Regions from separate parts of the Homo sapiens genome. Here all the other regions are linked to region 5. Evidence: chromatin loops called from intact Hi-C (ENCODE). Cell type or tissue: HCT116. All regions are shown on one strand.

Evidence for each region. Peaks named below come from ENCODE experiments on the same cell type or tissue, not always from the same donor. Only the 100,000 strongest peaks of a DNase experiment are listed, where the experiment ranks them.
Region 1: it touches region 5 in a loop (5-fold over the local background); 33 of 110 quality-filtered maps call a loop at or near these places.
Region 2: a loop joins it to region 5, with 8 times the contacts of the local background. A loop is called at or near these places in 6 of 110 quality-filtered maps.
Region 3: a loop joins it to region 5, with 11 times the contacts of the local background. A loop is called at or near these places in 74 of 110 quality-filtered maps.
Region 4: it touches region 5 in a loop (13-fold over the local background); 72 of 110 quality-filtered maps call a loop at or near these places.
Region 6: it touches region 5 in a loop (21-fold over the local background); 5 of 110 quality-filtered maps call a loop at or near these places.

Annotation. Positions count from the first base shown.
Region 1 is chr11:3,095,223-3,099,222 of GRCh38, forward strand. The region is part of intron 14 of OSBPL5 (oxysterol binding protein like 5); the gene reads right to left. Among named protein-coding and RNA genes, the nearest start is that of CARS1, 40 kb to the left of the region's middle. In HCT116, no CTCF peak of the experiment used is centred here; no DNase peak of the experiment used is centred here.
Region 2 is chr11:2,973,789-2,977,788 of GRCh38, forward strand. NAP1L4 (nucleosome assembly protein 1 like 4) reads right to left here. Exons shown (of 16, transcript NM_005969.4): 4 at 2,236-2,335. Among named protein-coding and RNA genes, the nearest start is that of SNORA54, 12 kb to the left of the region's middle. In HCT116, a CTCF peak has its summit at 2,007 (motif pointing right); a DNase peak (open chromatin) is centred at 2,003.
Region 3 is chr11:3,035,307-3,039,306 of GRCh38, forward strand. It overlaps CARS1 (cysteinyl-tRNA synthetase 1), which reads right to left. Exons shown (of 23, transcript NM_001014437.3): 6 at 3,888-3,986; 7 at 2,744-2,893. The region is part of intron 1 of CARS1-AS1 (CARS1 antisense RNA 1); the gene reads left to right. Among named protein-coding and RNA genes, the nearest start is that of CARS1-AS1, 7.9 kb to the left of the region's middle. In HCT116, a CTCF peak has its summit at 2,154 (motif pointing right); a DNase peak (open chromatin) is centred at 2,155.
Region 4 is chr11:3,108,344-3,112,343 of GRCh38, forward strand. The region is part of intron 7 of OSBPL5 (oxysterol binding protein like 5); the gene reads right to left. Among named protein-coding and RNA genes, the nearest start is that of CARS1, 53 kb to the left of the region's middle. RefSeq lists a silencer at 1,832-1,891. In HCT116, a CTCF peak has its summit at 1,962 (motif pointing right); a DNase peak (open chromatin) is centred at 2,018.
Region 5 is chr11:3,214,864-3,218,863 of GRCh38, forward strand. MRGPRG (MAS related GPR family member G) reads right to left here and starts at 3,950. Exons shown (of 1, transcript NM_001164377.1): 1 at 3,081-3,950. The coding sequence starts at 3,950. The coding sequence ends at 3,081. MRGPRG-AS1 (MRGPRG antisense RNA 1) reads left to right here and starts at 3,469. Exons shown (of 2, transcript NR_027138.1): 1 at 3,469-3,696. In HCT116, a CTCF peak has its summit at 2,473 (motif pointing left); a DNase peak (open chromatin) is centred at 2,458.
Region 6 is chr11:3,414,862-3,418,861 of GRCh38, forward strand. It overlaps the pseudogene FAM86GP. Among named protein-coding and RNA genes, the nearest start is that of ZNF195, 38 kb to the left of the region's middle. In HCT116, CTCF peaks have their summits at 2,313 (motif pointing left) and 2,523; a DNase peak (open chromatin) is centred at 2,293.

The sequences.
Region 1 (4,000 bases), 120 kb before region 5:
AGGAAGAAGGCCCAGGAGGCGGAGGTTGTAGTGAGCCAAGATCACACCACTGCACTCTAGCCTGGGCAACAGAGTGAGACTCTGTCTCAAAAAAAAAAAAAAAAAAGAAAAGAAAAGAAAGAAAAGCAAAGCAGGTCTGACCTCCAGATTGTGATCACTAAATATTATTTCCTAGTGAAGGGAACCTGGAGCTCCCGGGAGAAATGGTCGATTTGAGGTCTAGTGTAGGAAATGTCCTAGGTGCACACATGGTCAGGGCAGAAGGAAGAATACCAGCAGAGGTACTGGGGTGTGCAGGGGGCCCCTGAGCCAACTATGGCCCCCATTGGCCAAAGATGGGGCAATTTCAATATCAATAAAGTTAATAACTGAAAGGTTCTGAAATCACCAAATACGTTCCTATCAAATAATACGTGGCAATAATGACCTTCGCCAGTCACCTTTGGAAGACAGCAGGGGAAAAAAATCATTATTTTGAAAATATAAAAAACCTGGGATTTATCCTAAAACAAACCAATCCTGTTGGGTAACCACATAGTAGACAAGGGGAAGTTTCTCTTTTGAGAAGCCTTCCGGTGATTAAGTGAAAGAGGATGGAACGTCACCATCTAGCAATGCCTTTTACATGAATGGATCCAGGCATTGAGAATCAATGTCCACTAATGTCACAAGGAACAACAGGCCCTGTGCACCCTGCTGTGGAAAGACACAAAACCCCCATTAAGCGTCGTGTTGAAAAAAACTGTGCTGAACGTGATCAGGCATCTCGAGATCAAATCAATTCGTGGTTTATAGGAAATCCCCAGGGCAGAGGAATGCAGCCAGGAAAATCCATGCTAGAGGGGACTAGGAGGAAATGAGTAATACTCTGCAAGGGAAAAACAGGAGGGAGGGACATCAAGGAGATGTAAACATAGGACATCCATGCACGGAGCATGGCCTGATGCAGAGACCCAGCCAAACGGCCAACTGTCACGTGTGTGGGGGATCAAGACACAGGCACGTGGCAGCTGGGGATATGAACCAGATTGTAGACTCGATGACAACTAAGAGTTTGTTTGTTTGTTTTTCATCTGATGATAGTATTGTGGCTATGGTTAAGAAGGGAAATCCCGGCCTGGCGTGGGGGCTCACGCCTGTAATCCCAGCACTTTGGGAGGCCGAGGTAGGCTGATCACCTGAGGGCAGGAGTTTGTGACCAGCCTGGCCAACATGGTGAAACCCTATCTCTACTAAAAATACAAAAATTAGCTAGGTGTGGTGGCGCACGCATGTAATGCTAGCTACTCGGGAGGCTGAGGCAGGAGAATCGTTTGAACTCAGGAGGCGGAGGTTGCAGTGAGCTGAGATTGCACCATTGCACTCTAGCCTGGGCAACACAGCAAGACTCTGTCAAAAAAAAAAAAAGACAGAAAGAAAGAAAGAAAGAAGGGAAATCCTTAACTTTAGTGATATAAAATAAAATAAAATACACAAATGACATGACATGATATTTGGGATTTACTTCCAATTAATTCAGGGGAGAGCATGAAGGTGGGTGCATTGCTGTGCTGTGGGTATATGGGGTGTACTGTACTTTGATATATGTTTGAACTTTGCCATAATAAAAAGTTGAAAAAATATATGAAGCATGGATGAGTCAATGAGCATGCAAGAAAAGATGGGAATTCTCCCACAAGAAAAAATAAAGGGGAGAAGACGGGAGGAGGAGAGGAAAGAGGGAGGAGATGGGAGGAGGAGAAGAGGAAAGAGGGGGAAGGTGGGAGGAGGAGAAGAGGAAAGAGGGGGAAGACGGGAGGGGGAGGAGAGGAAAGAGGGAAGACAGGAGAAGGAGAGGAAAGGGGGAAGATGGAAGGAGGAGAAGAGGAAAGAGGGGGAAGATGGGAGGAGGAGGAGAGGAAAGAAGGGGAAGATGGGAGGAGGAGGAGAGGAAAAGGGGGGAAGAGAAAGAGGGGCATTTGTCGATCTGAGATCTTGGTTTCTGAGGTTGCCGTGGAAAGTGGTAGACAGGTCCTTGGGTCAGAGTAACCAGGAGAGATTTTTTCCGAGACATTTCCACTAAGCAGGCACTCTCACATGGCTACACCCTCAACAGAAGGAACAGTCGCAGAAAGGCCGTTCATTCCAGAGGGAGAGTCAAGGAAACATTTGTATTGGGCCTGCGCTCCGGGGTTAAAAAGAAACCCCAGAACTCTCCATGAATGTGTAGGGTAAGTTTGGGATTCAAATCTATACTTCCTCTGTGTCCCAGAAACAACCTACTAAGAAAATGTGAGAGCCAACAAAACAATTTCAGCCAACAAAACGAAAACAAACAAACACAAAACTAGCAAATTAGAATCCCAAGGTTTTACTAAATACAGCCATTCTTTGAATAATTATCGAGCACCTTCAAGGGCAACACTATGGTCAGTGAGGACACAGCAGCAAACAAAACAGAATATGAGAGTGACCAGCTAGAGATGATAAAACAACTGTGCTTATTACAATGCTCAAAGATTTATGAGAAAGGATTGGAAACATGACCAAGGAACAATGCACGAGTATAAAAAGAACAGGCAAGGCCGAGCGCACTGGCTCACACCTGTAATCCCAGCACTTTGGGAGGCCGAGGCAGGCGGATCACCCGAGGTCAGGAGTTTGAGACCAGCCTGGCCAACACGGTGAAACCCCATCTCTACTAAAAATACAAAAAATTTGCTGGGCGTGGTGGCGGGCGCCTGTAGTCCCAGCTACTCAGGAGGCTGAGGCAGGAGAATTGCTTGAACCCAGGTGGTGGAGGTTGCAGTGAGCTGAGATCATGCCATTGCACTCCAGCCCGGGCAACAAGAGTGAAACCCCAACTTCGTCTCAAAACAAAAATAAAAACAAACAAACAAAAAAACCAGGCAGGTTTGAAATGAAACCAAGTAGAACTTCTTGGGAAACAATATATCAAAATGGAAAACTCAGTGGATGAGTTACACGTCAAGTTAATTAGAGTTAAAGATACATCTACATAAGTTATCTAGAATGCAAAGAGATAAGAGATACGATGGAAACATTAAGAGAGACAAAGCAAAGGAGGAGATGGTTCAAATTCTGTCTCATTGGAGTTCTAGGAAAAATGGAGAAATCAGGAGTGAGGCACTTAAAAAAAATGGCTAAAATTTTCTGGACTTCATCAAAGCCACGAAACCTCAGGTTCAAATAATTCAAACAAACAAAAACCTTCAATCAGCAAAAATTAAAAAGAAATCCAGAGCTATCAAGCCATAAAAAGACATGAAGGAATTTTTTTTTTTTTTTTTTTTTTTTTTGGAGATGGAGTTTCGCTCTTGTTGCCCAGGCTGGAGTGCAATGACATGATCTCAGCTCACTGCATCCTTCAACTCCCGGGTTCAAGTGATTCTCCTGCCTCAGCCTCCTGAGTAGCTGGGATTACAGGCATGCATCACCATGTCTGGCTAATTTTGTATATTTATTAGAGACGGAGATTCTCCATGTTCGTCAGGCTGGTCTTAAACTCCTGACCTCAGGTGATCCATTTGCCTCAACCTCCCAAAGTGCTGGGATTACAGTTGTGAGCCACTGAGCCCAGCAAAGATTTTTTTTTTTTTTTTGAGATGGGATCTCACGCCAGCCCAGGCTGGCATGCACTGGTGCCACGATGGCTCCTCAAAGCCTCTGCCCCCTGGGCTCAGGTTATTCTCCCACTTCAACCTCCCAAGGCTGGGACCACAGGTGCACCACCATGCCTGGCTAGTTTTTTGGTACTTTTTGTAGAGACAGGGTTTTGCCATGTTGCCCAGGCTGGTCTTGAACTCTTGGGCTCAAGTGATTCCCCCAACTCTACCTCCCAAAGTGCAGGGATTTATAGGCATGAGCCATCATGCCTAGTGGAGGAATCTTTAAGTGCATATTGCCAAGTGAAAGACGCCAATCTGAAAACGCTCCACACCGTATGATTCCAACTACATGACATTCCGGAAAAAGCCAGGGCCTGGAGGGACTGAGGAAT
Region 2 (4,000 bases), 240 kb before region 5:
GACAGGATCTCACTCTGTTGCCCAGGCTGCAGTGCACTGGTGCGATCTCGGCTCACTGTAGCCTCAACTTTCTGGGCTCAAATGATACTCCCACCTCAGCATCCTGAATAGTTGGACTACAGGGGCACATCACCATGCCCAGCTAATTTTTTTGCATCCTGTAGAGTAGGGGTTTGACCATGTTGCCCAGGCTGGTCTCGAACTCCTGAGCTCAAGCAATCTGCCTGCCTCGGCCTCCCAAAGTGCTAGGATTACAGGTGTGAGCTACCATGCCTGGCTAATTATACAATTTTAAATTAGTTTAATTTTTGAAGCTTTCCAACTGAAGTAAAATGACAAAGGATTTTTTTTTTTAATTATACTTTAAGTTTTAGGGTACAAATGCACAACGTGCAGGTTTGTTACATACGTATGCATGTGCCATGTTGGTGTGCTGCACCCATTAACTCGTCATTTAGACAAAGGATGTTAAACAAACTGGACCCTAGTGTGCCCCCAACAGTCCTTCAATCATTCACACCAACTACACCCAGCCCTCTGCCGGCACTTTTCCTGCAATATGGCTAATATGGAACCACTTCTAGTCCCACATAAACCTGATCCCACTCAAGCAGTTCCTCTCACAGAATGCCACCCCACCAACCCAGTTTCTAAAGCGAGAAAACTAGAAACCATTACTCATTCTCATTCTTGCCACTCCCACTCAGTATCACCCCATCCCATCAATCTAGTCTGCAAAAAAAATAACATCAAAACACCTTGCCCACTAAGTAATCTCTGAGAAGCTTCTAAATGGGCAAAGCAAACTCTGAATGTCACCTTCTAGGCCAGGCGCAGTGGCTCATGCCTATAATCCCAGCACTTTGGGAGGCCAAGGTGGGCAGATCACCTGAGGTCAGGAGCTGGAGATCAGCCTGGCCAACATGGCAAATCCCTGTCTCTACTAAAAATACAAAAACAAAACAAAACAAAACAAACAAAAAAACACGTGCAGCAAATCACCATGGCACATGTATACCTATGTAACAAACCTGAACACTCAGCACATCTACTCCAGAACGTACAGTGAAATAAATAAAACTACAAAAAACTAGCTGGGAGTGGTGGCGTGCACCTGCAATTCCAGCTACTCAGGAGGCTGAGGCAGGAGAATCACTTGAACCCGGGAGGCGGAAGTTGCACTCCAGCCTGGATGACAGAGCAAGAGTCTGTCTCAAAAAATAAAAATAAAAAATAAATGTCCCCTTCTTGTCGTAATAGCCCTGGCAGTCCTGACTGGGGAAACCAGCTGGAAGGTGGGGCCTCCTGGGAGACCAAGCCCTGACCCAATTATAGATGGAAGCCCAGTAACAGCTCATCCCTTTAAAAAAAAAAAAAAAAATTGCCATGCATGGTGGTGCATGCCTATAGTTCCAACTACTCTGGAGGCTGAGGTAGAAGGATTACTTGAGCTCAGGAGTTCAAGGTTACAATGAACTATTACATGCCACTGCACTCCAGCCTGAACAACAGTGAGACTCCAACTCAAAAACCAAAAATTCCTTCCAGAAGTAAGAGAGGTCCTGACAAGAGCCATCCTAGGATTCTAGGATCACCACCCTTATCATTTTCATAGTGCAATACATCTAGCACATAGGCCTCTCTTAAGAAAGCAAAGGTGTCAGCCAGGCACGGTAGCTCACCCGTTATCCCAGCATTTTGAGAGGCTGAGGCGGGAGAACCAATTGAGGCCATGAGTTCAAAACCAGCCTAGGAAATACAGTGAGACCCCATCTTTTTTTTTTTCTTAAAGACAGTCTCACTGTCACCCAGGCTGGAGGGTAGTGAAAACTCATAGGCATGCGGCACTATGCCCAGTTTTTTTTTTTTAAGGTGTTGGTGTCACAGGCTCATGTGGGTAAGTCAGGAAGGAGTGGTTCTCTTAGTTTAACTTAGGAGCCACCAGCTGTCCTCTCCAACTCAGATGATCTGTGAAGTCCTCTAGCCCTCCACAGGATGGCACTGTGCACTTCCTATCAGAACTGACAGGTCACGCTACTCCATCCACCAGGCAAACTCTCAGCCTAGGCACCGGGTAGGGTCACTCCTCTCATATCCCAGTGCCTGTCTCTCATAGACAATGTCTTGGAACGAAAAAAACATTTAATCCTGTTCTGGGGAACTGAAAAGTGGTTTTTCCTTTATTTTCCTTTTGTTTCTCCAAATTGCATGAGACCCTATTCACAGCACACTTACGTTTCGATGTAGCTGGAAGGGGTGTGAGGGACATTGTCAAGTCGCTCCTGTAAAGCTGCCAGAACTCGAGGATTCTGCATCACCTGATCTGTGAGCTTTTCTATGAAGAGTTAAGACCAAACATATTTAAAATATGCCCACCACACACAATAGCCAAGAGTCAAAAATTAGTAACATATCTACTTAGCTTTGCCTAGATTTACATCTACTAATTTCTAAATACATACACCAGTGACTTCTTAAACATGTTTTGAAAATAATTAAAATTTATTTTAAGAGCATTTAACACTCTGGGTTAATCACCTGATGGGTAGTTACAAATTTACTGAATAAACACCTAGAGAGTCCTGGCTCTCACCAGGACTGTGGCTGTTTAAGCACCAGACTTAAACAACTGAGGACATCATTAATGTAAGTTCACATGGTCTACCCCCAAGTCCCATGGTGGTGTCCAGAAGCCACGAACAGAGATGAGATCAGTTCCTCAAAGTAAAAGAGCATCCACTAGCTCCCTTGCTCACTGTGGTGCCATAGACTTCACAGTCCAGGAGAGCCCAAGGCTCACTAGCTCTCTGCCAGCACTGTTCCCTAAGTTTTCTTTGCATGTGCTACTCGCCTCTGCCTTGAATGTCCTTCTGCCCAAACCCACCTCCCTCCAGGAAGCACTTCTGACCATTCCACCCCACTTAGGGCTAACCTACATGTGTAGTGAGCTCACAATACCAAGCTGTTTGTATTTATAAGCCCATTTCCCAATAAACCAATGAATGAGATCCTGACAAGGTAGTGACTGTCCTTTTACCCAGTTGTGACTATGAAGTGGCAGACATCTGGCTCATGACACAGACTCTTAACAATCTCCCTCTTAATGACACAATACAGAAATCCAAACCCAGCGCCCTTCCCTTGCTTAGAGCCAGTACATACCCGAGTATTCTCCCATCCCGAGTATTCTCCCATCCCGAGTATTCTCCCATGATGTGGGTAAGTCAAACACACCAAGCAGGCACTCAATTTTAAACATTCATAATAGAACTGCAAACACAACCACTAACATGAAGCACATGAAGTGTATTTAAGGTACGTAATTTGTATATATAAAACTGTGTACACATGTGTAGTATATAAATACTACATGCATATACAAACACATATGAATGGGTGCTAAAACCTCCGTGTGAAAGTTTGCTGAAGAGGAAGAGGATATCTACACGTGCCTGACAGATTGCTTCCAAGGTGAAAGGACCTTGGTAACAGAGAAGTCTGGCAGGCACTGTCTTAATCATCAATCTCAGTGTCCTTGGGCAGGTGCCGAGCCAACACCCTGTGCCTCCGGAACCAACGACCACTGCATCATGTTACCTGTGTGCCCTTCTTGCCAAAATGTTTACCCTGAATCTCATCAGGAAGAAACGACTGGGCAAATCCAGACTGTGAGCATTCTATAAGACAACAGTGGCCCAGAGCGCTGATATGTTGATGTATTAATAAAAGATGCAAAAGGTAGGGAGATGACTCTAGAACAAAACAAAACGCATGATCCTTGAATAGGTGCTAGATTCGGGCGTGGGGTAAAAATTGCTGAGAAAACCAGGGAAACAGGAGCATGACTGTCTATTAGAGAATGGTATTGCTCCAGTGTTAAGTTTCTTGGTAATGACATTGTAGAATTGTTTTAGGAAAATAGATATCCACCACTTGCTTTCAAACAGTTTGGAGGGAGTGGGGAGTACAGATATAGTTTTTTTTAATGGTGGAAAAATAT
Region 3 (4,000 bases), 180 kb before region 5:
TTGACAAGATGCTCAGTCTCAGGAGAGGTTGGAAAAAGGGACATTCAAACCACAGCAATCAGCACTTCACATTCATTGACTGATGAAAGGGAAGAATCCAACAATACAAATGCAGGTGTATGTGCAAATACACAGCACACCCAAAATGTGGTAGAAGAAGAAGAAATTTGCATAGACATTTCTTTCTTTTTTTTTAAGAGTCTGGGTCTCACTCTGCTGCCCAGGCTGGAGTGCAGTGGTGTGTTCATGGCTCACTGCAGCCTCAAACTCCTGGGCTCAGGTGATTGTCTCACCTCAGCCTCCCCAGTAGCTGGAACCACAGGCTTGCATCACCATGCTTGGCTAATTTTTAAAAGTTTTGTAGAAATAGAGTCTCACTATTTTGCCTAGGCTGGTCTGGAGCTCCTGGGCTCAAGTGATCCTCTTGCCCTGGCTTCCCAAAGTGCTGGGATTACAAGTGTGAGCCACTGTGCCTGGCCATATAGACATTTCTGATATGGCTACTATGAAGATAAAAGTGAGCCTAGAAGGTCTGTGTCTGCCACCTGAGAAAGGCCTGCCTACAGAGCTGGCCATTAGCTGGCATCCAGGAGCTGAAATGTCCCCTGTGCTAAGAGGCCGGGAAACCCAGCTCTGTGGCAGCAGCCCCCAGTGGGCTGTTGAACAAACACTGTGGCTTATGCAGGTGGAACACCAGCTTTCCTCCTGGGGAGTCAGGAATTGCGGCACGTGCCAGGCAGAGGGTGCCTATGTGATGGGCTTCCCTAGGGAGGGACATTTCACACATGTGGCTGCATTTTTTTCCTGGTGGGGGAGAGTGTGCTGTGTCCCCTCATGGGAGGCAGGGAGGAAGCTTCAGCAGCCTGCCCATGGATGATTGAAGACTCCGCCTGAGCTTCTGCTCCTCGCTGTGTCACTGCTACAAACCTTAGACAAGATGATAACTCGATGCCGAGTCTCATGAGTCCTTCTAGGGCCCCAGAATGTGTGGGCAGTGTTGGGAACCCCCGACAGTCACTCACATATATCCTACACAACCCAGCGATTCCACTTGCAGGTATATGGCCTAAAGAAACTTGCAAATGTCCACCTAGAGACAACACAAAACAACTCACAGTTCAGCAAAAGACACTCCACATCACTAGCCATTAAGGAAATGCAAACCAAAACCACAGTATACCACCTCACACCTACTGGGATGAAAAAAATGAAGAATAACAAGCTTTGGCAAGGATGTGGAGAAAACAGAACCCCATGCACTATGGGTGGGAATGTGTAATAGTGCAGCCACTGCAGAAACAATACGGTGGTTACGCAGAATATCAAAAATAGAATCATCACATGACCCAGCAATTCCACTTCCGTGTATATCCCCAAAAGAAGTGAAAGCAGGAACCCAAACAGATATTTGTACACCCAGGTTTATAGCAGCATTACTTGCATCTCCAAAAGGTGGAAACAACCCACGTGTCCACGGGCAGGTGAAAGGATGAGCAAAATGTGGCCCATCTATACACAACAGAGTATCATTCAGCCATAGGAAGGAAGCAGAGTCTGACATGCACTACAGCATGGGTCAACCATGGGCACACTATGCTGGGCAAAATAAACCAGACACAAAAAGACCCTGTCTCTACAAAAAAAAAGTTTTTAAAAATGGCTAAGATGGTAAATTTCTTATGATGTGTGTTTTACCACAATTAAAAAAAAAAAAAGAATATTAGTGGAACAACTGGGAAAAAAATTACAGCAGCATTGTTGGTAAGAAGGAAACCTAACTGCCCGTCCCAGGAGAACAGACAAACAGCTCGGCTCCCAGGCAGGCACTGAGGCAGTGACAGTGACCACATGTGGGTCGTCCCAGAAGCACAGCTTGGGTGAAAGCACACTGACGACTACATACACGTGGCGTGTTTCCGTGAAGTTTGGAAACAGGCGCAACGAAGCGATCTGCTGAGTCAGGACACAGAAGAGACCAAACTAGAAAGAAACATGCTGGCGAAGGGCAGACACAGACTCCCTGCCCCATCACTGAGGTGGGGCCAGGGCAGTGGTGAGGGAAGGCAGGGCTGCGGCCTCAGTGGGGCCTCTTTTTCTACACACAGCTGCAGCCGTCTCTTCTCTTTTCCATCGAGTTCTTAAAGGGTGACCAGCAGGCGGCGCTGGCACAAAGGAGAAGGCCTTCCTGACTGTGTCCAGGGCGCCAGCCACAGGGAAAGGCCTGAGGAAGAGGGCAGGGTCCCCTCTGCACCCAGGTCTCTGCCCTGTGTCTGAAGGAGATATTGGCAGGGGCAGGAGAGCTGGTCAACGTGAAGGCCCCAAGCTCAGTAGGTACCCACAGGCCTCAATGCTCAATTCAATGTTAATCCCTGCTCCTCCTTCTCCAGCTGGTGTGGGGAGAGTCCGCTGGAGAATCTTGGAACACTTCGACAGAAGGCTGCCTCCCCACGTTCCAAGTGCACCTCCTGCCTATCTGATGGAAGTGGTGGGAGGGTGTGGATCCCGAGTCTCCTTCCAGTGGCACAGGCTCTGCACCCAGGAAATGGGGCAAAGGGGTGTGGGAGGGGAGGGGCACTGACTCAGCCACCGCAGAACAGGGCCGCCTGCCACAGTGGAGCTACTGGAGACACAGAGTGTCTTCCACTAAGACAATCTGTGGAATCAATCCGTGCACACAGATCAGTCTATGCACGGCCCGACATTTGACCCGAACGGGCTGTCTGGGAGATGTGTGAAGCCTCACCTCCACACAGCTGTTGACTTCCTCTCCCGTGAGTCTGGACTGCACAGCTTTCTCAAGTGGCTCTGTGGCAAGCTGCACTGCGTGCTGAATCCGTTCGAGCATCTGCTTTTTATCGGGATCCGTGGTCTCATTTAATTTTACTGAAAATGGCTGCAACCATAAAGAGACGTCAAATCTATTAGATACTGCTCAGCAAAACCTAAATTCATAAAGGTGATTCCAGGTAGAAAACAGAACGGTTTTTCCCATGGCCCCATAGAGATAGAGAAGTGTGCAACCCAAGTGGCCAGGCAGTAAGGAACTAAGAGAGACTGAAGCTCCCGGCTCAGGAGCTCCTGGTTCTGCCCTCTCACGTGTGACCCTGGACAGGGCACCTAACCTCTCTGTGCCTCAGTTTCTCCAATGCAAATTGGGTGTGAGAGCAGTATTTCTAGGGCTGTTCTGGGGATGAGGAAAAGTAGGCCACCCAGTGTGTTCTGAGGTGTGCTGCAGACACATCCATCAGGAAGGTACTCAGGCCTCACTGACCTAAAAGATTGCTCAGCTCTAATTTTATTCCTGTTTTTAATTCCAGAGATAAAATGCCATAAGCATATCCATAATGATTACTGTAATTACTAAGGATAATTAGTAGAGAGTAAAATGACCTATTCTTACTATTGTAATAAAAATAAGTATATAACGATGGTTATTCAGAATGAAAATACTAGAGAGAACTAATTTCTTCAAAAGATTCTGAAAATTTACAGTATTACCAAATTAAAAAGCTTAGTATAGCTTTTGTATCTTGGGCAGAAGTTTCTGATTTAGTTGTAACCTTGGCATTGAAAATTAGACAGCAATATTGGTAAGCATTTTTATAAGTGTAATTAGTGGCACTGTGATGAATTCAGTTGTTTTCCTGTAAGTGGCAGGAATGTCACCTACTCTCCACTCCACTCCAGTACATCTTTGCTGGTGACTTTGTCACAGGCCAGGGGACCTTACCTATGGAGACTTCAGCGCCCCTGACGGAACTGGCTTGAGTAACATACACTTTGTGAAAGCCTGTGAGACTGACACTACCCTAGGGACAGTAGCCTACAAAGGACCGAGAACAGAAAGCAAAGGGCTCGGTTTCTAGAGCAGACAGCAAGAGGCCCACCTTCAGGGCGGCCTGAACATCCTCCAAGAGCTGTGCCGCTTCAGGCCTCTTCTCCCGATACTGCTCGAACAGGTGGTTCTGCCGGGCCCTCTTGATGATCTGGGGAGGGAAGG
Region 4 (4,000 bases), 110 kb before region 5:
ACCAGCCTCCCACCCTGATGGCCACCCACAGGTTTCTGCAGGTGGAGTTAGGGAGGAGGGTCCTCCCTCACTGGGAAGCACTGGTCAGGGTGCCAGGGGCTCCTGCCAGCCTGGAGTCCAGGGAGGAGGGTGGGGAAGGCTGAGGAGGGGCTTGCACACCAGGGAGGAGACCTGCCTGAGGCCGCCCAGAGGCTCTGTGGGCAGCGGTGGAGCAGGGGCTGGTCGACAGCTGGGCGCCTCCAAGCCCCACTCTGGGCCCTGTGCCCTGCTGCCTTCCTAAGCAGGGTGACAGCACCACCCAAGGGTCCTCCTGTGGGGCACGTGTCCACCTGGGTGACACTGATGTCCTGGTGTGATAACAGCGGCCCCCGCACTCAGAGGAGCATCTCGTGGTGGCCTGTGACAGGTCACACTATTAATAAGGTTTTTGTTTGTTTGTTTTGAGATGGGGTTTTGCTCTTGTTGCCCAGGTGGGAGCACAATGGCACGATCTCAGCTCACCGCAACCTCTGCCTCCCGGGTTCAAGCGATTCTCCTGCCTCACCCTCCTGAGTAGCTGGGATTACAGGCATGCACCACCACACCCGGCTAATTTTGTATTTTTAGTAGAGACAGGGTTTCCTCATGTTGGTCAGGCTGGTCTCGAACTCCCGACCTCAGGTGATCTGCCTGCCTTGGCCTCCCAAAGTGCTGGGATTACAGGTGTGAGCCACCACACCGGGTCAATAAGTGTGTTTTTTGTTTTTGTTTTTTTGTTGTTTTGAGATGGAGTCTCGCTCTGTCACCCAGGCTGGAGTGCAGTAGGGTGATCTCAGCTCGCTGCAACCTCTGACTCCAGGGTTCAAGTGATTCTCCTGCCTCAACCTCCCAAGTAGCTGGGATTACAGGTGCCTGCCTGTAATTTTTTTGTATTTTTAGTAGAGATGGGGTTTCACCATGTTGGCCAGGCTGGTCTCAACCTCTGGGCCTCAAGTGATCTGCGTCGGCCTCCCAAAGTGCTGGGATTACAGGTGTGAGCCACTGTGCCTGGGCTGTTAGTAAGTGTTATTCAAAGAAAGCCTCCTGGGGTCACGTCAGGTGGGAGGATGGGGCTGAAGAGCATTGAAGGCGGTTCTGTGCCTCTCTGAGCCTCTGCCTTTTCGAGCTCCTGGAGACAGTGAGTTTTTCTCCCTCACTTTGAGATCCATTAAATCCTGCTCTTCGTGGGGCATCTCAGGGTCCAGTGTAGGGAGGGGCCTGCCTAGACAGTGGCTCCTGGGTCTCTAGAGCTGCCCTTCTCATTGGGTTGGGGGGATATCTGGGATCCTGCTGGTTCCACTGCAGGCTTGGTTGGTGCCAGAGCGGCCAAGCCTGGGCGGAACACCAGGGTTGGGGGAGGGATGGCAGTGGATGGTGGTGGGGAGCTGGAGGGGTCACAACTGCCGAGTTGGCCCCAGGGCCTGAACACGTGTGCTTTGTAGCTGCCACAAAGGACTAGACATCCTGAATATTATGCATCCTTTGAAGCTCATTCCGAGACCTCTTCCTCCTCTTCCTGGAAGCCCACCCTGATACCCACAGGGGCTGCAGACACCTCTCCTCCCGAATGGTGGCCCACACCCTATCAGGGGCTCAGCTCACACCTCAGCCCAACCTGCCTTATCTGATGGTTGGTTATCCACCTCACCCAGGAGCACAGAGGCTGTGGGCTGCCCTGGCCATCCCCGGGCCTGCATGGGACCTGGCACATAGTGGGGCACTCAGGATGGCCCAGGAAGGAGCATGGATGTGGCATCTGACCACCAGGGGTGATGTGGCACCGAGACTCCAACCTGAGAGGCACCGGAGCCCCGTGGTCAAGGCCAGACTGCTTTAGGTCTGCACCACCGGCGGGATGGGAGCCCTTCACCCCACTGCTCTGGGAGGCATCACCCTGGGGTTAGAGGAGGTGGAGCAACCGCATTTACCCAGAGCAGCCACTGGAGGGCGAGGTGGGGTAGGGCCCCAACCTCAGGTTAGAGGGAGGAACGGCCAAGAGGGAATCCCTCCAGGTGGAGGATCATCGCAGTCACAGCTGCCTGAGCGGCCACTCAGGGAACAGCAACAGCGTGCAATGCATTTGGGAGTCAGGGAAATTCTCGTTCTAGCACTTTCTTGCTGGCAGTTTGCCTGTGCCTCAGTTTCCTGACCTGTCTAATGTGGATGATAACAGTAGAACCTGTTGTTTCAATGGTGCCTGGTGTGAAAGGAAAATCTTGGGCCCCTCAAATCACTAAGCTAAAGGGAAAAACCCAAGCTGGGAACTGCTTAGGGCCAACCTGCCTCCCATTCTATTCCAAGTCACCCCTCTGCTCACTGAGATAAATGCATATCTCATTGTCTCCTTTGGAGAAGCTCATCAGAAACTCAAAAAAATGCAACCATCTTTCTCTTATCTACCTATGACCTGGAAGCCCCTCCCCGCTTGAAGTTGTCCCGCCTTTCCAGACCAAACCAATGTTCATCTTACATATGTTGGTTAATGTCTCATGTCTCCCTAAAACCAAACTGTGCTCTGACCACCCTGGGCACATCGTCAGGACCTCCTGAGGCTGTGTCACAGGTAGGCGTCTTCAACCTTGGCAAAATAAACTTTCTAAATTAACTGAGACCTGTCTCAGATTTTCAGGGTTCAAACATTTTGGTAACCACTGAAGGATTCTGAGTGGAGATGCCCCTGACTTTTCACAAGTCTCCTATTGGTGCTTGGTACCAGCTTGAGCTAACTTTATGGCTCAAACCAATAAGACAATTTGCTGAGGCCTGGAAGCACCTCCCCCCGTGCCCCACCCCCACCCCCTGCCACAGAGAATCCCTGATCTCTCAAAATTTGGTCGAGATCTAAAGTTTATTTTGTTTTACAACTTCTCTTTTTGGAGTTTTACTTGCTTCCGATACAAGGAAGGCAAGTTTTCCCTGCTTCCATGACGATGGAAGGCAGGTAACTCCTTTATGGAGTTCGAGCTTGCTTCCAACAGGGAAGATGAATTTTTTTTTTTTCCTGCTCCCAGGATGGTGGAGATCTGAGTTTTCAGCCTGAGACCCATCCCTAGGGAAGTAACTGAATTGTGGTTTGTCTTAGCTAAAGTTAAGATTAACAACCAGCTGGTCTTAATTTCTCCTTACCATTAGAGCACTCAGTGATCACGTAAGTTGTGCGATTGTTTGTTTCGCTTAACTGTTTTTTTGTTGTTGATTGTTTCTGTTTTTGTTGTTTTGGTCTTTTTCCCATTGACCTCTATCTGGCTTGATCAAATCTGAAGGAAGTTCCAAATTATGGGGAACAAGGCCTCTGAAGTGGCTGAATTCCCCTCCCCACCCCCACACACAATGGTGGCGTGATGGGGGGAGAAAAACGGCCAGCAAAAGGAAAAAAAAAAGAGGAAAGATTTTGATTTTGACTACTAAGGGGCTTTATTCATATAACAAGGCCACATTTTCACTAGCTAGGCCAAACTGAAAGAGTAATGACTGTACTTCTGTGTCCTCGTTGAAATTTGTCCTAGTTGAAATATGGAATGAGATTTAAAAAGATTTTTTCAAAGAAGCTCAATGGTTAAAAGTCAGTTTAATGAAAAGCTAACATCCAAGCTGTGTGTGTGTGTGTGCATATGTGTGCGCGCATGTGTGTGCATGTGTGTGTGTGTGCGCGCATGTGTGTGCATGTGTGTGTATGTGTGCGCGCATGTGTGTGCATGTGTATGTGTGTGTGCATGTGTGTGTGCATGTGTGTGTGCATATGTGTGTGTGCATGTGTGTGTGTGCGCATATGTGTGTGTTTGTATTTAAGAGACCTTCATGTTTCTGTTTTTGTTTTTCTCCTAGGACCTTGTCTTTTTTTGAGCAAAAGGGTTTTTTCTTCTCAGTTGACTGAATTCTGTTTCTTGATTTACTTCTGCTGTCTCTCCTTTCTCTTGCACCTTCTGCCGCATGGGGGACCTAAAATAGTTTATAGTAGCCTGGGGTTCCTTAAAGAAAATGG
Region 5 (4,000 bases):
CACCCACCCATCCACCCACCCACCCATCCATCCATCCATCCACCCACCCACCCATCCATCCATCCATCCATCCATCCATCCATCCACTTATCCATCCATCCATCCATCCATCCATCCATCCATCCATCCATCCATCCACTTAGCCATCCATCCACTTGTCCATCCATTTGACAACAACTCATCAAGCCGCTTTACCTGCCAGTCCCAGGGAGACAGCAGCAAGTCAGCTGCTGGCTCTGTGCCCTCATGGAGCTCATCTTCTAGGGAGACACAGACACTAAAGAGGCAAACACAGGAGCGAATAAGCAGGGATGGGAAGCACATGACACATTGGACTGTGCTGGCTAGGGGTGGGGGCTGCTTGGGCACAGTGGTCACCGTGGGTGCTGACAGGGCAGGTGCACACTAGAGGAGCTGAGAATTCAGCTTCTGCTGCCAGGAAGCCCTGGGCATCACAGAGCAGGACAGACAGTCACAAGGACAGGCCCCTGAAGGTTGGGCAAGACAGTGATAGGGGCAGGGACAGCAGAAGGCAGCGAGGTGGGTGTGCCAAGGTCAGGGCGGGCGGGACACACCTGGAGGTCTGCAGAGGTGGGCCAGGTGATTCATTTGGCCTTGAAGGTTTGGGCGGGCCGCCCTCTGTGGAGACCTGGATCCCTGCCATCCGGGCAAGGAGACCTTGCCCTGATGTCTCTCACAGACCTGGGCTCAGAGCAGTCAGGTGACACGCTGGAGGTCACTCAGCCCGAGAAGAGCGGGCAGGACCGGAGCGAAGCTCCATCTGGGCTGTAGTCCAGCTTTTGCGGCTGCCTGGACCCAGACCAGCCCAGGGCAACCTTGTCCTTCCATGTGGCTGTAGCTTCTCCAGGTACAGAATTCGACCTGGTTGTCTTTGGGCTCAGCAGTGGGTGCCGGGGCAGAAGCCCCTCGCTCTCCATCTGTCTAGACTGGGCTGTTTGTCATGCGCCCCAGACACCATCAGCAGCCAGCCGCCTTCCTGTCCTGCTGCACACAGATGGATGGCCCCATAGGGGGCCCTGCAGCTATTTCCTGGGCTGGGAGGATGGGACAGATCCTGTAGGTTTCACCTCTGAAACTGTCCCCACCCTTATCCCATTTCCAGGTCTTTCAGGAAGGAGGCCACACAGCTCCTGGGGTCTTGTGTGAAGTGTCACAAGAATGAACAACCCTTCCCACCCTGCCCTCAAAGCCTAAGCCTCCCCCTGCCACCAGGGCTCAGGCTTTCCCGTCCCCCTGAGCCCCCCAGATGGCCTTTAGACCAACAGTGCTCACACTCCCGTCCCTCTGAGCCCCCCAGATGGCCTTCAGACCAACAGTGCCCACACTCCCATCCTCCTGAGCCCCCCAGATGGCCTTCAGACCAACAGTGCCCACACTCCCTGCTGAGCTTCCAGTCCTGAGAGCACGGTCTAGGGAGAACTGGCAGCGGGCAGGCGGGCACGGGACTTGGCGTGGCCAGAACACATTCATCCCGGGGAAGGAAGAAAAACCAGCAAAGGTGCGTGCCTCTGGGTTGGGGGACTACATGTAAGCTTTTCTTCTTTCCAGTTGTTAACCTTCTTCAAAGTTTCCATAAACGAGCAACGTTTTACTTTTCTAGTGGAAAAAGAACAACTTTATGCAAAGGCAGCTGCAGAATGTCCCACCCGGCACCAAGAGCACCCATTGAATGCCTTCATTTGGGCAAAAAAGAAAATTTCTGCAGGTCTTTATTTAAAAAAATACATAACTGGAGTGCTTTTCATCAAAAATGTCCCCATTTGGGTGGAAAAAAATTTTGGCGATTTCTCTTTTTAGTATTTTCCGTAGGGCTTGAATGTTTTAAAAATGACCAGAAAGTATTTTATTTCATGGTCAGAAAACACATCAAATGGTTTGCACTTTGGAAACTTGGATCCCCTTCCTTCCTTCCTTCCTTCCTCGCTTCCTTCCTCCCTCCCTCCTCCCCTCCCCTCCCCTTCTCTCTTCTCTTCTCTTCTCTTTCTTTCTTTCTTGCTTTCTTGCTTTCTTGCTTTCTTGCTTTCTTTCTTTCTTTTTCCTTCCTTTCTTCCTTCCTTTCTTTCTTTCTTTCTTTCTTTCTTTCTTTCTTTCTTTCTTTCTTTCTTTTTCCTTCCTTCCTTCTTTCCTTCTTTTCTTTTCTCTCTCTCTCTTTCTCTCTCTCTCTGTCTCTCTCTCTCTCTCTGTCTCTCTCTCTCTCTCTCCAAAGCAAACACTTGGGGCAAAAGCTCCAGATGATCCAGGGCTGAGGAGGGAGGGTGAGAGCAGAGGTGGGAGACGGGAGCAACCCGCAGAGAGCGGATGGCCCTGGGGACGCAGGAGAGGCCGGGTGGGGACCAGTGTGGGAGGGGATGGGAGGGGACCGAGGGGATGGAGGCTCCTGCATCCGCCGGCCCACGGGGCTGGGTCTGTTCTGTGCAGAAGCAGCACCACCTGGTGGCCTCTGCTGGTGACATCAGGCACCTGCCAGTCCTGGGCCTCAGAGAGGGGGACAGAGCCCTGGGTGTGGTCCCCGCGGGGTGGGCAGGACAATGATGGCTGAGCAGGGCGGGGAGTAAGGAGTAGTTCCACCTCAACTCTGTAGGGGGCGAATCAGAGCCTCAGCCAGCAGGTGGCATGGACGGCGCCCACCTAGCCCAGGAGTCCGGAAGCCTGGGTTCCAATCCGGCCACTGTGGGCTGGTGGCTGGCTCTGTTTTATTGTGCAGTTTTCTCCCCTGTGACTCAGGTGCAGCAGGGTGGGGAGGGGCCGGGTAAGGGGATCTGGGCTGGGCCTGGGGGCGTGGTGCCTGTCCTCACCCCTATTCAGGAGGCTTCTCCTTTCTCTCTCCTTGCCTGACCTCTCTCCAGCTCCATTTTCTGCCTCCCTCATCCTCAGCAGGCCTGGCTGGGGGGTGGTCAGGGCCAAGTCTCTCCAGCTGTGTCCAGCCCTTGGGTGCTCAGGGTAAGAGCTAGGTGGTGGGCGGGGCTCCTCCTGGTCCTGAAAGCATCTGGGTGTGGGGTGAGCGAGGGTCGGTGGGGGTGGGCACCTCCTGGCAGGCCCTGTGGGCGGGGCAAGCCCACTTATAGGAGACCCATGGGCAGGGACTGTCCCCTGGCACCCAGCTCGGCGCCCTCCCCCAGGGCCCTCCGCAGTACCGACCTCAGCGGCTCCCGCTTCCCGGGCTGTCGGCCCAACCCCGAGTAGATGAGGGGCTTGGAGCTGCTGTTGACGCAGGCCAGCAGCGTGGCCAGCGGGGAAAACACGGGCAGCAGGAAGTTCAGCAGGGGCTGCAGGCTCCAGTAGAAGACCGAGGGCAGGCCACAGAAGAAGAGCAGGAGCAGCGCGCCCAGGACGATGCCGTAGAGCCTGGGCCGCGGGCGAGTGGAGCAGCAGGTCACCCAGACAAAGAGGACCACGCCAGCCGTCCAGGCGACGCGGGCCAGCACCAGGAACCAGGTGACGCTGGCCACGTGGTAGCGCGGGCAGACCAGGGGGCACGCGCTGTTGCGCAGCAGGCCGCAGGCGTTGGCGGGCAGCGGCACGGCCGGCAGGGTCGGGGTCCACACCAGGGCGCAGAGGACGGCCGAGGCGTGTCTGGGCCGGCAGCCCTGGTAGCAGGCGGGGAAGAGGTCGGAGAGGCAGCGCTCCACGCTGAAGGCCGCCAGCAGCCAGAGCCCCACCGCGAACCACAGGAAGGTGAGCACGAAGTAGAGTGTGTCCTGGGCGCCCAGGGCAGCCTGAGCCACGGAGAAGCCCACACGGCAGGAGAGGAACAGGAAGTCGGCGGCGGCCAGGTGCAGCAGGTAGATGGAGAAGGGGCCCTTCTTGATGCGGAAGCCGAGGTTCCAGAGCACCAGCCCGTTACCTACCGGTCCCCCGAGGCCCACGATCAGCGTCAGGTAGAAGACCACACTGTCGAAGGTTCTCCAGAGGCCGAACAGCCCAAACATCCTGGCCGGCTCAGAGGGTGCTGGCGAGGGACCTGCAAGATGGAGACAGA
Region 6 (4,000 bases), 200 kb after region 5:
AGAGAGCTGATGGACCGTCGCGACGTCCCAGTCCAGCTGGGCCACTGTCACCCTGGGGCTGTCTAAGTTGGCAGAGATGTCTGCCTCTAATGAGAGGCCATTGAGAAGGACATTCCCTCGGAGCTTCTCGAGGACCTGGCTGTGACAGTCGCTGAAGATGTATGCCTGGAGGCGGCACATCTTGCAGATGGCCAGGCCTGTGAGGCTGGCGCCACTGCCAAGCTCTAGGACAGTCCTGGCGGGAGGAAAGGGGACCATGTCTGTAACTGCACCAGGGTGAGCCTGCCTCGGTGTCCTGCCGTGCGCCCCGAGGTCACCTATGAGAGAAGGCTGCCGGGTTCTCGATGGCCCATTCTGCCAGGTAGAGGGCAGCATCTCATGTGACCAGGCCTGTGATGCCATGGGAGATGATGGCTGTGCTCTCGGAGAGTGTGACTGAGCCTCCCGAGGGCTGCACCAAGAGAGGGCGAGAGAGTCAGTCCAGCAATCAGAAGGCAAGTGGCTTAGAAGACAAGTAGCCATCCACCACATGGCTGAATAAACCATGACAGGACCAATCGCCACTCAGCAATGAGAAGCAGCTAACTGTTGACATGCCAACAGCTTGCACGGGCCTCAAGGGTGTCACGTGGCATGAAAGACACTCATCTCAGGCCACACAGGATTCCATTCATCGAACATTCCTGAGACAACGGAATTCTGGTGATGGAGCACAGGTCAGTGGTGGCCAGGGGCCAGGTGTGGCTATGAAGGGGTGGCTGCCTTGTGATGATTCAATATGCTATGTTTTTCCTTTGTGGTTTTCTGTATCTATGTTTTATCTTATTTTCTTTTGAGCTCTGTCACCCAGGCTGGAGTCAGTGGCACAATCTTGGCTCACTGCAACCTCTGCCTCCTGGGTTCAAGCAATTCTCCTGCCTCAGCTGCCCAAGTAGGTGCAACTACAGGCATGTGCCACCATGTGTGGCTAATTTTTCCACTTTTTTTTGAGACAGAGTTTCCCTCTCGTTGCCCAGGCAGGAGTGCAATGGCGTGATCTTGGCTCACTACAACCTCCACCTCCTGGGTTCAAGAGATTCTCCTGCCTCAGCCTCCCGAGTAGCTGGGATTAGAGGCACCTACTACCACACCCGCTAATTTTTGTATTTTTAGTAAAGACAGAGTTTCACCATGTTGGCCAGGCTGGTCTCAAACTCCTGACCTCAGGTCATCCACCTGCCTCAGCCTCCCAAAGTGCTGGGATTACAGGCATGAGCCACCACGCCCGGCCTGATTTTTGTATTTTTAGTAGAGACAGGGTTTCACCATATTGGCCAGGCTGCTCTTGAACTCCTGACCTCGGATCCACCCACCTCAGCCTCCCAAAGTGCTGGGATTACAGGTGTGAACCACCACACCAGGACCTGTCAAGTATTCTTTGAGGACTGGACACCAGGTCCTTGTGAAGCAGGTAGAGTGTGTCACCTATTGGACAAATGCCCAACAACCCCATGAGACATGCTGTTGTTGTTGAAGTGCTTGATTTACAGACAGGGAAACTGAGGCTAAAGAAGGTTGACGGACCTCATGTCTAAGACTGCAGAATGGGTGAGTCAGGATTTGAACCCACACCCACGTTTTCACTTTGTGCAGGAAGGGTATCTGGGCTGTGAGGGGGAGGAGGGTGCCCTTCTCATACCAGCAAATAGCTCGGGTGGCCCTGGGTGGACTCCTTGGCCATCAGGGTCTCTGCCAGGTCCTCGTACAGCTTGTCCAAAAGCTCTGTGTGGACAGCCTCGTGCTGGGGTCAGACAGAGTGAGAGCTTGTTTGCTTTCGTTCTAATCTGTAAAAATGGTCAGATGATTTTCACCAAGTTTGGAGGGGAGATTTGGGATGGAATGGTGTAATACCAGCCAGCTGGCATGTAAAATATTCACTTCATTGGGCATGGTGGTGTGTGCCGAATAGTCCCAGCTACTCTAGAGGCTGACATGGGAGGACTGCTTGAGCCCAGGAGTTCGAGGACAGCCTGGGCAAGAGACCTTGTCTCTAAAAAAAAAATTCACTTGGTAGGGAAACCTGGATGGGAGGGCCTTCAACGAGAGGTGTTGAGAGGGTAGGGTTAGGTGTAGTCTAGGGCAGGAGACAAGGATTCCGTGAGAGCTGCCACATGACCATGACAGAGAGGAGGAAAACAAAAGGTGCTTTTAAGTGAGCCCAGGCAGAACTGTGAGGGCGGCCCATGCTGCAGGCTGTGGCTGTCAGCAGGCTGCTTCTCCATGGCTGGCCCCATCTTAAGATTCACAGGGCAGCAACAATATACACTGGGTGACTGCTGCCCTCTCCTGGTGGCACAGGGCAGACCTGCTGGTGACCACAGATGCACCCTTTTGGGGAGGATTAGGGAGAAAGCAGGTATTGGAGAAGCAGGGGATTGTTTACTTGCTAAAAGTGTGGCCCTTTCACTAAGATAGGTCTGCTACTGCCTACTGAGGAATGGCCTCTCGACATCCTTATGTCAAACCCTGCACTTTCGGGCCCATCTTTAAAATCCATCCTAGGCCAGGTGCGGTGGCTCATGCCTGTAATCCCAGCACATTGGGAGGCCGAGGCAGGTGGATCACCTGAGGTCAGGAGTTCGAGATCAGCCTGGCCAACATGGTGAAACTCTGTCTCTACCAAAAATACAAAAATTAGCCAGGCATGGTGGCATGTGCCTGTAGTCCCAGCTTCTTAGGAGGCTAGGCACGAGAGTTGCTTGAACCCAGGAGGCAGAGGTTTCAGGGAGCCGAGACTGTGCCACGGTAATCCAGCCTGGGCAACACAGTGAGACTCTGTCTCAAAAAAATAAGTAAAAAATAAAATCCATCCTGCATCAGTCAGGAAAGAGCTCATTCCAGCAGGATCAATGCAGAGAATTCACCAGAGGAACTAGTTCCAAAGGTATGGCAAGAGCTAAACCTTCCAACAGGGGCCCATGGGGCAACCCAGAGACAGACAAGAGCAGGAAACTCCAAACCCTTCGGCGGGCAGGACAGAGGGTGTGGGTGAGGGTTCCAGTGCTGTGGGCTGGACCAGCCTGGTAGGAATGAGAATCCATATGCTAGGAGCTGGGGCCCCAGAGAAGCAGCTGCTGTGGAAACCCCAGGAGGCAGAGTGAGGGAGAGACACTGGCCTCCCCTTCTTCCTGCCCTGCACTGTCTCCCATGGGTCACACGTGGCTGCAGCCAGTTGCCTGGGGAGGCCCCTGTCATGCTGCTGTTTGCAAAGCAGGCCCAGGGCCTGGGAAGGACAGGGGCTCCAGCACGCAGGTGGCTATGCTGTCTGGCTACTGGGCGGACACTCCCCATAACGGACCTTTTTGGTGAGTTCTGAGAGAAAGCACCGGGCATACTTGACTGACAGCCGGTGCTTCACACACACAGGATGCTTCACAGTCTACGGCAAAGGACAGAACGTTGGTTGCTCGAGAGCCCGTCTTAAGTCCCCTATGAGCTTCAAGCCAACACAGCAGAGGGCAAACTCCAGGCTACCCGATCCCTCAGCAAAGATGTAGATGGACACAGCGTTCTGGCCCCATGCATCTGAAGTTTGTCTTAAGATATAAACCGTTTCCTAAAAATGCTTCCACTGCAGTGGCACAGGCTATGGCAGCATTTCTAATGCCCATTCTGAGCAGGAACACAGGGCACGTGGGCCCAAACCACCTCCCTCCCAGGGGTGCCAGTGTGAACCAGGGTTTGCAGTAAGGACAGTCGCCAACTGTCTGGCTCTATGGAAGAGGCGGGAAGGCCCACTTGGCAACTGCTCTCTTGGAGTGTGTGTCCCTGGGGACAGGATGGAGGGGAGGGGACGCTCAGGGTGACACTCCAGCTAAAGTCGAGAGAAGCCGAGTGCAGGACGAGCAAGTTCCAGGCAGTGGCAACAGCTGGTGCAAGCTCTGAGGTGGCCGCGGCCTGGCACTTGGAACGGAGGGCAGAGGGACTGCTGCAGCAGGAGGGGGGCGGTGGGAAAACAGGA